Regions from separate parts of the Homo sapiens genome. Here region 1 is linked to region 2. A link is a loop called in an ENCODE intact Hi-C map of the cell type or tissue named here. Cell type or tissue: endothelial cell of umbilical vein. All regions are shown on one strand.

Evidence for each region. Hi-C counts contacts between places; a loop is a spot of excess contacts. Peaks named below come from ENCODE experiments on the same cell type or tissue, not always from the same donor. Only the 100,000 strongest peaks of a DNase experiment are listed, where the experiment ranks them.
Region 1: it touches region 2 in a loop (23-fold over the local background); 9 of 110 quality-filtered maps call a loop at or near these places.

The regions. Positions count from the first base shown.
Region 1 is chr5:141,888,258-141,890,757 of GRCh38, forward strand. No RefSeq gene overlaps it. Among named protein-coding and RNA genes, the nearest start is that of PCDH1, 11 kb to the left of the region's middle. In endothelial cell of umbilical vein, a CTCF peak has its summit at 1,216 (motif pointing right); a DNase peak (open chromatin) is centred at 1,224.
Region 2 is chr5:142,144,002-142,146,501 of GRCh38, forward strand. NDFIP1 (Nedd4 family interacting protein 1) reads left to right here. Exons shown (of 8, transcript NM_030571.4): 7 at 570-675. The coding sequence ends at 673. Among named protein-coding and RNA genes, the nearest start is that of NDFIP1, 36 kb to the left of the region's middle. RefSeq lists an enhancer at 1,377-1,466. In endothelial cell of umbilical vein, CTCF peaks have their summits at 113 (motif pointing left) and 1,518 (motif pointing left); DNase peaks (open chromatin) are centred at 80 and 1,490.

The DNA of each region.
Region 1 (2,500 bases), 260 kb before region 2:
GCCGAGATCGCACCACTGCACTCCAGCCTGGGCGACAGAGCAAGACTCCGTCTCACCAAAAAAAAAAAAAAAAAAAAGAAAGTTGATATTCGGAATATATATATATATATATATATTTTTTTTTTTTTTGAGACAAGTTCTCGATCTGTCACCCAGGTTGCAGTGCAGTGGTGTGATCTTGGCTCACTGCAACCTCCACTTCCCAGGTTCAAGCGATTCTCATACCTCAGCCTCCTGAGTAGGTAGGACTACAGGGGTGCACCACCACGCCTGGCTAATTTTTGTATTTTTAATAGAGACGGGGTTTCACCATGTTGGCCAGGCTGGTCTTGAACTCCTGACCTCAAGTGATTTGCTCGCTTTGGCCTCTCAAAATGCTGGGATTACAGGTGTGAGCCACCATGCCTGGCCCAGAATATATATATATATATTTGTTGTTGTTGTTGTTGTTGTTGTTGTTGTTTGAGACGGAGTCTTGCTCTGTCACGCAGGCTGGAGTGCAGTGGCACAATCTTGGCTCACTGCAAGTTCCACCTCCCGGGTTCACGCCAGTGTCCTGCCTCAGCCTCCCGAGTAGCTGGGACTACAAGTGCCTGCCACCACGCACAACTAATTTTTTTTTTGTATTTTTAGTAGAGATGGGGTTTCACGGTGTTAGCCAGGATAGTCTCGATCTGCTGACCTCGTGATCTTCCCACCTCGGCCTCCCAAAGTGTAGGCATTACAGGCGTGAGCCACTGTGCCTGGCCCAGAATATATGTATTTTAAGGCATTTCTGTTCTGTCTATTGAACCCTGCTTTTCTCATGGGAACTTCTCGGTTGACTGACCCTTTGCCCCCTTCCCAAACTCCTTCTGACTATATTTTCTGTCAACTCTCTCCATCTCCCTCTTTCTTCAGCTTCATTGCCTCTTTGGGAAGCGAAGATCCCCCCAGACTAGTTCCTCTAAGACCTCTTCTTTCCATTTACTTCTGCTTTTCCTTCCTCCTTTTGCTTTGGTCTTCTTTCAGTTCCCTTGAATTCTTGATATGCCACCTTTCTCCCTTCCCTCTCCAGAACCTCAATTACTGGAACTTTAGGTCTCCGGCTCTCAAGATACTCAGAGACTCCTGAAAGTAACCACTTGAGGCTAAAAGAGAGAAAGAAAAATACTATTTGGAAACAAAAAATGGATGTTTGTCTACTTAGATGGGCTTTGGAGGCCGACAGCCACTAGATGTCTCCTCAGTCACTCACCTAAAATTAGTCCATAGCCTCCATAAGATTAACCTCTGATAATAGACAAATATGCCTCCAAAACTTGCATTCTTTTTCTGTGCCATTGAGTTGTAAATTTTCTACCCTGTCTTCTTTAGAACCTAATAGTTACCTTTGGGAAATACAAACTTCAGGGAGGGAATTGTCATCAGAAAAAAAAAAAAAAAAGAGCTATTTGAAACCAGGTAAGTAAAAAATCTTAAAAGTCTTTCCCACAAATATTGGTAAAAAACTTTAGACAACTGAGAAGGTAATCTTAACTTGTTATACCTGCCAAAAACACAATTTAGATCTAGCCGTTTATTTTATAAATTAGTGTGTTTTGAATTATTGTACCTGGCACATGGCTAACATGTTAAAAGCTGTAAGATCGGCTGGGCACAGTGGCTCACACCTGTAATCTCAGCACTTTGGGAGGCCGAGGTGGGCGGATCACGAGGTCAAGAGATCGAGACCATCCTGGCCAACATGGTGAAACCCTGTCTCTACTAAAAATACAAAAATTAGCTGGGTGTGGTGGCATGCGCCTGTAGTCCCAGCTACTCGGGAGGCTGAGGCAGGAGAATCGCTTGAACCAGGGAGGTAGAGGTTGCAGTGAGCCGAGATTGTGCCACTGCACTCCAGCCTTGTGACAGAGCGAGACTTCGTCTCAAAAAAAAAAAAAAACCTGTAAGATCTTTGCCATCTGTCCATATGTTTACATATGTATATGTATTTGTATGTTATGCATAGCTGGTATTTTTCCTACCTCTGGATAGTATTATCACATTTATTTATAAAATTCCTTAAAGGAATTCTACTCAAATTGGTCTGGAAATAAATGAGTGCTTGTATAAAGTATTCCTAAAACTCTCAGAAATGTAGAGTCTAAGCCAGGTGTAGTGGCATGATCCTGCAGTCTCAACTACTTCAGAAGCTGAGGCAGGAGAATCTCTTGGAGAATTCCTTGAGTCCAGTAGTTCAAGACCAGCCTGGGCAACATAGTGGCCTCATCTCTCTCTCTGTCTCTGAAAAAAAAGAAAGAAACAGAAACTAACCCCAAGCTTTTTTGAGTTTAGATGACTTGGGTAAATTTTCTTCCTTCCTTCCTTCCTTCCTTCCTTCCTTCCTTCCTTCCTTCCTTCCTTCCTCTCTCTCTTTCTCTTTCTTTCTTTCTTTCTTTTTTCCTTTCTTTCTTTTTTTTTTTTTTTGACAGAGTTTCACTCTTGCTGCCTAGGCTGGAGTGCAATGGCACTATCTCAG
Region 2 (2,500 bases):
ATAATAATAATAATAATAATAATAATAGTAGACAAAGTTTCAAGTTGAGACGATGAGAATTGCTGTAATAGATAAGGGGATCCTGACATCTAGTGGACAACATTATATACTGTCGACAGAAAAAACAGCCCATGACAAGGAAGGTTACATTTTTTCTTTTTACTTGAGAAAAACACAGTTATAACCTCTTTTTGTTGTTGTTGTTGTTGTTGTTGTTTGGAGTTCATTATCTTGGAATGCTTTTTTGGAACTCAATAGGTAGATTTTGATGTTTCTCAATGAGGCTTTCATATGTAAATGTTTGGCTCCATCTTATTTTTTATTTCCTTTTTAGACCAATTCAATTCTGAATGTGCAAAAGACACTATTGACTCTTACATTATACCTTCTCATTGAAGGATGGATAATTTGGTATGAAAATCCTCTGCAGATTCTGGAGGAAATTGCTAATGTTTTGATTACCTTTAGCAGAAAAATAACAATGTATCGCTATCAGGAGAGGGATTTCTGGGGAGGGGACTTAACATGGAAATTATAAATTCATTCATGACTTTTCTTTTTTAAATTAGGCTTTCTCCTGTTTCTCAGAGGATTTATCAATTATGCAAAAGTTCGGAAGATGCCAGAAACTTTCTCAAATCTCCCCAGGACCAGAGTTCTCTTTATTTATTAAAGGTATTAAAGAAAAAATTTATTCTAGTCCCAGTGTAACCATGTGCTACATTGTAGATTTCTGTTCAGTTTTAGAGTAAGTATCTGTGATAGGGGCATATAGAGAAAGTAAAGAAGGCACAGTCCCTGCCTTTTAGCAGTTTCTTGTCTAGTAACAGGGATTTTTACAAAAAGCTATTGATAAAGTCAAATTAGAAAAACTGCCATAGGAGAAATCATTACTTCATGCTTTGACAGTGTGAAAGAGGCAGGGGTCTTAGCAGTCATCAGAAAGCTGGGATATTTGGCTGCTTGACTGAATTCCAGCATCCTGAAGCCACTGCTTACTGTTGCACCAGTTCCAGAGGATGACATTCAGAAGGAACCCTTCAGGCCTAATCACTCATCTCTGCCCCTAAATCCCAGAACCTGGAGAGACTGTGTAGTACTTTAAGAACTCCTTTTGTCTGGGCTGCTGACAAGCCCACCAAGTCTTCCATCTTTTAAAATTGTCATTGAGGCTTTCCCCATGGCTTTCTTCAGGTTGACATTCTGATACCACTCTAATGTGAGGAAGGTCAAACTCAAGAAAAGAGGAGAAAGGACCTTTTCCCTTGCCTAGAACAGGAGGACTAAGCCCTGCCAAGGCTCTTTGATTCACACATGATTTTCCCCAGAGGCTGACACTCCATCTTACATCAATGGCTGCCTGAAGGAAGAGGTAGAGAATCTTGAGAAAGAGTACACCAGAGAGAGCTCTCTGTGGTAGCAAGTTCTAATAGGCTTTCTTGGACTTGGCTGTTTGTTCCTTGGGGCTTTGGGGACTGTGTTAATCATAGAGTGGAACCTTGAGCACCACCTAGAGGCCAGTCCAGTTGAAGGTCTTAGGCAAAGCATTATAAAGGATAGGTGGTGTAGTTCAGATAAACTTTACATGATAGTGGAGAGTGTGGGGAAGAATTTCAGAATCATCTGAGGCAGAGTGAAGAGCAAAAATAGGGAAGTATGGGGCTTGTTCAGAGGATAGCAGCTTGATTGGGGCATAAAGGAGTATTGAGGGTCAAGGCTAAAAAGTCAGGTTGAAACAAGTTTCTCAGATACCTTGAGCACCAAGCCCATTTGCAGTAGAACCATGAAATTGATAGAGCCAGCGACATGTTGGGTCAATGCAAGACTAAGCCCACGTGGAGCACGAATTTGTTCTGTACTCGCAGAGTGTCAGTTTATATAGGCAATCATATACTAATCGTGAGGTTCTCAATTTTGAAGACTTGTGGTGGTCTCAGGAGGTATGCTTCAAGAAAATAAAGCATCTACCATAGTTGATTTTCCAGGTGATAGAACAGCATTGAAAGCTTTTAGGCAACAGAATCATATAATGAGACCCTCTTGAATATAACAAACATTTTTTCAAGCATAGTATAGTAAACTAAAATTAACACTCATGGAGTTTTCCATGTGTCAGATAATATATTAAGCATTTTACATGGATAATTAAATGTATGTAGGTAAAGAAGGCTTAAACTGCTTTTAAAGTTAGTTTCATTATTAAAAAAACTAGTATTCATTATTAAAAAACAGGAATCTTTGATTGCATGTCTGAAAATGTGTAGCATGTCATGAATTTGAATTCAGTCACACAGTCTGGACACAGATGGATATTCATACCACTGGCCTGGGCCTTAATGCCTACAATGTGTCTTTGTTTATGTCTAGAACATAAGAGACTTATTAGATATTCTTTGCAGTTTTATTTAGTTACCATTGTCATCTTTCATCTATATATCAGATTGGAATTTATAGTTAGCCTTAGGTTTAACTTTTACCTATCAAGGATTCCAAAGCTAGT